Linked DNA regions of Homo sapiens: region 1 is linked to region 2. The links are chromatin loops, found by intact Hi-C in ENCODE. Cell type or tissue: HepG2. All regions are shown on one strand.

Region 1 (4,000 bases), 110 kb after region 2:
CTAAATAAGACTTTCTCTAGCCCTTTGAGCCTCCCTCATAGAAATATGTTGATTATTAAGGAAAAGTCTTATTTCCATTCTTCTATTACATCACATCTTTCTCATATTGTAGTGTTATATATTTCTCATATTGGTTATATATTCTACAATGATTTCATTTCCCTTATTAACCATAAAGGCTTTCTTTACTGAAATAATTCTTCCTAAGTATTTCTGTGATTTGGCTCCTATAAAAATGATCTGGTTAAAGTGCCACAAAGAAGTGTTTTCTCTTTACTGCTTGTGAATCTTACTGTATTTGCCTAAAGCTGTGATTTTCCTATCCCCCATACATGAAAACAGTAGCAACAATTATTACAGATCCTGTGATCACTTTAAAATTCAGTGAGGCTAAATTATCCAATATAAGAAAACGCCTAGTTGCTTTTCTTGGTGAGAATCATGCATAAAATGGAACAGGGGCTCAATGTTTAAATAAATCCAAACATTTAATTATATCTGGAAATGGACTTTAAAAAGATTCTAGAAACAAAAGGTACTTGGCTGAGTCAAAGGGGAGAACTGGTTAGAATTTCTAGAGAATGATGCCTAACTACAACCTCCTCTGAAAACTAAATTCACTGTTATAAGATTTAATCTAGTGCTAGATTTCAGATATTCAGGACTTGCTGTAAGAGAGATGATGACGACATGCAGATAATACATATTCTGTTTGGTTTTTGTTTTGTTTGGGGGAAAAATTAAAAAAAGTCACTTGCTAATGGTGAAGAATTCTATAGCGATCCTGTATATCTTGAGTTGCTAATTAGACATAGCGACCAACCTTCAGTCTTCAGGAAAAAAAAATCTTCTCAATAAAAGGTGGTGTTCTCTGCATGTTCTCACTCATAAATGGGAGTTGAACATTGAGAACATATGGGCACAGAGAAGGGAACAACACACACCAGGATTTGCTGGGGAGTGAGGGGCGAGGGGAAGGAACTTAGAGGACTGGTCAATAGGTCCAGCAAACCACCATGGCACACGTATACCTATAAAACAAACCTGCACGTTCTGTACATGTATCCCGCTTTTTTTTTTTAGAAGAAATAAAGACAAAAAATTAAAATAAAATAAAACTTTCCTAATCCCAAAACAAAAAATAAATAAAATTAAAAAATAAAAAGTGATGTTCCACCAATATCTCAAATAAGCCATATCTCATCATAATGTTTCCAGGTCAGCAACAATATTTTTAATCACCATAACACTCATAATGTATATTAATCCCTACACACATACATTTTCTGGCTTTTCCCCTCTTAGGTTGCTTGAGGTTCCCTTTAAAATCACCAGCATAAAAAAATTCCCTCTCTGACTTGAGCTCTGAAATGAAACTTCCTCCTTATTCCTCAGGGAAAATTAGTACCCCATCTGAACACAGCATCTGTATTGCCAATCTGACTTTTGTAACTACTGCCTGTTGAAAATACTTTCTAGTTATTGAACGGAACCAGCGTGTCAGCCAAGATCTGTTTGTTTAAGTAAGCATAAACAAGAAGAATGTCTGAAAATTGGTCCACTGAAAATAACAAGACCTTTGATACTGGGTAAAGCAAGAATGTTTTGTTCATGTGTTACCAAATATCCAGCTATCATATACCTGTCAGAAATGCTTATTTCACAAGGCAATAACTTAGCCATACCCAGAAAAATGAAGTGGAGCTGATTTCACTGGGCGTTTTCTGCTGCTTCCTCTCTTCAAGTTAGACTGGAAATACTATCAAGAAAATCCTCCCAGCAATCTGCCCCAAACAAGGAAGTCCATAAAAAAAGAACAAGGAGGTAGGAGCAGGAGAAACAGAGATTTAAAAAATGAGGCTTTTTATCTGTACTTAGAACTCAAAAAATGTGCAGTTTGAAATAACTTCTCTTTCTTCTATCTACTCATGTTATTTTGATTCATGTGAAAAAATACTTTAAAAATCCACAGTTGGGAGTTTTCAAAATTTCAACATAAAAATCTGGCAGGAAGTGTCTCTAAATACAACAACTCAATTATATTCAGAAAGGAAATGTTCCCAATAGGCCTGAGCTAATCAGAAAATAATAAAACCCGAAAGCATTGTGAATGCAAACCTGGTAAAACTAAGCTGGTCTGAAATAAACACTGACATGAATATGAAAAACATACACATTCAGAGAAAAACACACACATTCAGAGAAAAACACTGAGCATTATGTAAAGGCAGCAAATGCCAAATATTTAAAAGTAATTACTATATTTGGCTTTTTGACAACAATTTTTCTGAATTTGTAATTTAAAATAAAACGAAACAATGTCTCTCACCCCCTCTTCCTTCTATAGTTGTACTGCTCGTATCATGATTATGTCTTTCTTTGATGTAAAACCCTGAACATGTGGTTTTGTCAAGTGCGGTCCATACTAGAAATGTCTCTTTTGCTACTTCTAGTTGTGTGTATAGCACTTACTTGTATTCTGAATCTCAGATTTATTGTCTATAAATGGGAGTAATACTGACCTTATGGACTTCTGAATTAGAAGTGTTAAATAGGCACAATTTCTAGCCCTCAATAGAAAATAAGCAAATGTTGGGCTCCAAAGTATTGTCCAGTCCCCTTCAAACTATTAATACAGTAGAAATGAATATAGGGTTTCAAGTTCACTAGCTCAGAAATATTTGATTATAGGTATTAGAAATACGTGTACATAATAAGCATGCCAAGACGTGACTTCTCCATGGTAAGTTTGCTCTTCCAGAAATAAATATAATATTCTATGAAGAATGTGACACTGAAGAAATAATGGACGATGGGAAAGAAAGAGTGCCAGAAGTTCAAAATGACCCTAAAGTGGTCAGAGCTACCGCTCTGTCAGGAGAAAACAAAAGGAAGTGTGACAAACCCAGTCTAATACAACCACTGACAAAGATGTGAATTCTTCTGCTCATAGGTACCAAATGCAATTGTAATCTGCTCTGCCAGAGAGACACATAAAAGTTATCTGCAGAAAAGAGAAAGATTTGAGAGAAAGGGTATAAATGCTTTTAGTAAACAATTTAACAATTACAAGAATATTTTTAAACATACCAAATGCGGAGGTTCATTTATCCCAAGTGGTTCCTGAAAAACATATTAAAACATTTTCAAAATTGTAATCACATAATCTGTCTTTTTGAAAGTTTTGAAAATACCCTTTGAAAAAAATTTTTTTTTCTTTTCTTTTTTGAGACAGAGTATTCCTCTGTTATCCAGGCTGGGGTACAGTGGCACAGTCTCAGCTCACTGCACCCTTGATCTTCAGGGCTCAAGCGATCCTCCCAACTCAGCCTCCCAAGTAGCTGGGACTACAGTCATGTGCCACCATGCCCAGTTAATTTTGCTTAATTTTGTAAAGACGAGGTCTCACTGTGTTGCTCAGGCTGGTGTCGAACTACTAGGCTTTAGGGATGTTTTACCTTGGCCTCCCAAAGTGCTAGGATTGCACCCCTGTGCCACTGCACCCAGCTTGAAAAATTTTTTTCATGGTTTGACCTATTTATGAGACTCTTTGAACTGGCTATGGATCTCAAATAACCTACTGAATTCTCTTATAATAATTTTGGTATTTATAACTAATTCATATTAAGTAATATTGTAGGTGGAAGAAAAATATGGCCTAGTGCCCATTACAAAGAAGGAGTGTGAATTTCTGAACATTATCTCATGGGCACTCTTATTGTTCTACAGGGTTTATTATCCAAACTGGCCACACTCTTCTACAACTTCATGAATTTGCATACAAGGAGATTATTCCTTCTTTGTGAAATGCCCTTTCTGCCTAGAAAAATTGGTTTTATCCTTTAAACTATCACTCAATTCACCAACACATCCTATTCTGTGGCAAGGTCTTCAATTCCCCAGGCACTGATTGTTCCTTTTCCCTGCTCCCCTGCACTGCCTACACACTTCATTTTCTCACTAATCATACTATCATTAATTGTCCATACATCTATTTCCC
Region 2 (4,000 bases):
GCAGCCATCTGCACCAAAGCTGATGATGCTTATTTCAGATGAAACTCACAATGTTGCTGTCTGTTTAATGCTGCTGGAGATTGGGACACAAGCATAAGATGTGATTTTCCCCTGGTTCTAACATCCAGATTTTAAAAAATGATTTTCTATTCTAACTCTACCCACTCTGGGTATATGTCGATTGGACAAATAGAATGAGCTGAATTATGGAAATCCTAAAATCTGGCACACAATATTATAAGTAAACAAGCCTGTTTTCCTCCTCACCAACTCCACCCCACCCTGGCACCCCACCAAGCAGTTTTGGAACCTTGGATTAGCTAAATAACTTTTCTTAGTTGTCTCCTTCATTTTTCATGGGAAGGCATGGCTATCATTCAAGCTAACACCAATTTGCTCTCTTTTTCTTTTCTTTTAATTTTAAAATGTGCATTCCAACACTTTGCTATAACAGTCCTCCCTTTTTAATGTTCCATATTTTCTTTTAGTCAAATGAGTTCTGTGCATATTGAGTGGCTTATCATGGATAATTCTAAAAATGTTTGGTAAACCCAAGCAACTCAGCTTTTTTTAATGTCCTACAAACCTTAGAAAAATTCTAAAGTAGGGTGAAGAAATGATACCCCAAAAGATATCCATGTCCTAATTCCTGGAACCTGTGAAGCTTATCATATATGACCAAAAAAGAAAAAAAAATCCTTGCAGACGTGATTAAGTTAAGGATCTTGAAATAGGGAAGAAATTATCTGGATTATCTGGTTGGGACTTAAATGCAATCAAAAGTATGCTTATAATAGAAAGGTAGAGGACAATTTCATGCATACAAAAGAAGAGTAGGCAATGTGGTCATAAGTCAAGGAATGTTGGCAGCCACCAGAAGCTATAGGACACATGGATTTTCCCCCTAGAGCTAAGAGTGAAGGGCCTTTATGACACTTTGATTTCAGCTCCATGATACTGATTTCAGAGTTCTGGCCTCCAAATCTGTGAGAGAATAAATTTCTGTTGTATTAAACCACCAGATTTGTAGTAATTTGTTACAGCAGCAGTAGGAAACTCATACAGATTATTTTTGCTCGTTAAAAATACCTTAACCACTTCGGCACAGAGCTGTTGCCAGGCATTTTATAAGTGCTGTCAATGTTCTTAAAATGCAATTAAAGGAAAATATCACTTTCAATGGGTTTTTTGGGGGGGTTGGGGGAGGAACAGGGCCTCACTGTGTCACCCAGGCTGGGGTGCAGTGGCACAATCTCAGCTCACTGCAGCCTCTGCCTTCTGGGTTCAAGCGATTCTCCTGCCTCAGCCTCCTGAGTAGCTGGGGTCACAGGTGCCTGCCACCATGCCCAGCTAATTTTTCTATTTTTAGTAGAGACAAGGTTTCACCATGTTTGCCAGGCTGGTCTCGAACTCCTGACCTCAAATGATCTGCCCGCCTCGGCCCCCCAAAGTACTGGCGTTACAGGTGTGAGCCATGGTGCCTGGCCTCAATAGGACTTTTAAGTCAGGAGTAGCATAGGACTCATACATACTGGAGTCAAGTCTCAACAGGAATCAGGAGCAGAACGACACTATCTGGACAAAGAATCAATTGTTTTAAATTAATTTTGGTGGGGGGAGGTCCAGTAAATAATTAACTCAGTGGATTTTTCTTACCCTGCACATTCCAGGAAATATTTGGCCCTAGCCAGGCTCTTGCAGGGTAACCTCTAACCCCTTGGAATATCCTAAGTGATGAGAGTATCTTTGTTTACTTTGGGTCCGGGGGCCAAGCCAGATGGTTTCTGCTAACAATGTGATTTACGGTGGAGACTTTGAGCTACTAGATATCAGCTTGACCTCTGGAGGGGGCTGGAGACTAAGGTCAGCCATGTGGGTGGTCAGTCATTACTATGTGGCTACTCTCAGTTGAAAGTGTAGATACCAAGGCTTGGGTGAGCTTCCTTAGTTGATAATGTCCCCAGGGTGTTGGCACATATCATTGCTGAGAGAATTAAGCGCCATCCACATAACTCCATTAGGAGAGGACAACTGGAAATGTGTTCCTGGTCTCTCCTGGACTCTGCCCTGTGCCTCTTTTCTACTGTTGATTTTCATCTGTGTCCTTTCATTATAATATAGGTAACCAAGAGTACAACAGCTTTGCTGGGTTCTGCGAGTCATTCTAGTGAATCTCTGACCCTGAGAGTGATCTTGGAGATCCTCTAACACAGGAGGAACTCAAAATTGTTGTCAGCACAGCTCTTCCAGCCAACAGCAGAGCCAATCCAAGCCCAGAGCCAGATCCCCTGGTTCCAGCTTGGTTCTGACACTACCTAGCCACCTAGCCTCTTTGGTCATTAAGTCACTCACATGTACTATGAAGGAAATGAACTGAAACACCTCGGAGGGTCCTTTCTAGGTTTAAAGTACTAGGAATACACCAAAATGAATCCTTGGCTTGATGTTTTGTTGCATGACTATTGACAATAGAATTAGCCCACAGCAGACAAAATGTCCCTACTCCTCTGGTTAACTCAAGGGCACCACAGGTAGGAGCATCTGTTGCCTTTGTTTTTTGCAAACCTGCTCAGGGGCCCTTTATGAACCTCTGATCTGCTATTGTGGGTACCAAAGTTTCTACTTTGAGGCAAGATCATAGTACAGCAGCCTCTGCCTGAAGCCAGGAAAATCTAGGAGGATATAAAATTTGAAAAAACCGTTCTCATCAGTATGCAAGCCTTTTGGCTTAATAGTACCTGAATTATGCATTGTGCACATAGATCTATAACTAAGAATGCTCCAGGCTTTTCACTCACTACTGGAAAGAGAATATCCTCGGGTAAACTTGCTTTGTGAAGGAAACCTTTAACTTCAGGTTTTTATTGCCACCATTCCAACCCTTTGTTACTACAGACTATTTATGTGTGGATCTTCCAGAAAGCAAAAAATATTTAAATCTATTTAAAAGTCTCTCACTTTGAAGAGTGTTTTTCTGGAGACATCAGAGCCAGAAAATACTGAGGGGGCTGATCAGGAAATGGTGAACTCAGAAGCAAGGTATGAGAGCTGAATTCACTCATTGACTCTGTGTCTTAAGAAAATCATCTACCCTCCTGAGTTTGCTTCCTTGCATGTCATTTGGACAGAAGATAATACTGCCTGTTTTGCATTATTCTTGAAAGACACACAGAACCAGCAAACAGTAAGAAAGCTTCAATGTTGCATGCTCATTTGGCCAGATGGTTAAATGATCTGCAGTTTTCTTTTTCTCATTCTTTTTATAGGATAACGGTTTCGGCCATGTGCTTTATGGATTTCAGCAGGTTTCCTCTTGACACTCAAAATTGTTCTCTTGAACTGGAAAGCTGTAAGTCTCACTTCCTGGTGGAGTGAGTGCACATCATTTGAACACACCATCACATACTTACATGTAAATAAGCATGCTCTTAACAAACATTTTAAAATACTGATATATTTATCCAAAACTGAAACAATTGTGGCTTCTTTTTTTTTTTTTTTTTTTTGGTTTCTGTTTTTTATGAAGGTTGATGGCAGTTTGTCTGTTAAAGGAGAAGGTTCAGGGGAAAAGTGTTTTGATAATTGCATATTCTGTAGTTTCCACAATAAAGGAACAGCTCCCTAAAAAGTCTATTCTTGCTACTGTTGTTACATAGACTGACACAGACTTTCTACATTTGGAAAGCTCTGGAATTCACGTTCCCAGATGAATCACAATCCTCCATTAAGTAGACTTGGATTCCCTAGAAAAATCTGACTCTAGACATAGACCCCCTAATCAAAGCCCCATCACAGGGCATCTGAGCTGTCAATCACTTTTACCAATCAGCTATTTTTGATAGAAGATCTTAAAAGCTGACTGCAGTTTTTGCAAATGTGTCTAAAATGCTGGGAATCTCACCAGATGTCTACTCCACAGATGCTCCGCCCTAACTCCATTAGAAATTTTCCATACCACTATTTGACTTTAGAAAATTTCTTGTAAGATTGGCCCATTTTG

What was found. A loop is a pair of places that touch in the nucleus more often than their neighbours do. Peaks named below come from ENCODE experiments on the same cell type or tissue, not always from the same donor. Only the 100,000 strongest peaks of a DNase experiment are listed, where the experiment ranks them.
Region 1: a loop joins it to region 2, with 2.5 times the contacts of the local background. A loop is called at or near these places in 6 of 110 quality-filtered maps.

The regions. Positions count from the first base shown.
Region 1 is chr3:97,899,576-97,903,575 of GRCh38, reverse strand. It overlaps CRYBG3 (crystallin beta-gamma domain containing 3), which reads right to left. Exons shown (of 22, transcript NM_153605.4): 15 at 3,091-3,123. Among named protein-coding and RNA genes, the nearest start is that of RIOX2, 71 kb to the left of the region's middle. In HepG2, no CTCF peak of the experiment used is centred here; a DNase peak (open chromatin) is centred at 1,545.
Region 2 is chr3:98,008,305-98,012,304 of GRCh38, reverse strand. GABRR3 (gamma-aminobutyric acid type A receptor subunit rho3) reads left to right here. Exons shown (of 10, transcript NM_001105580.3): 6 at 3,267-3,349. Among named protein-coding and RNA genes, the nearest start is that of GABRR3, 25 kb to the left of the region's middle. RefSeq lists an enhancer at 3,163-3,332. In HepG2, a CTCF peak has its summit at 1,842; a DNase peak (open chromatin) is centred at 1,684; H3K4me3 peaks cover 378 bases.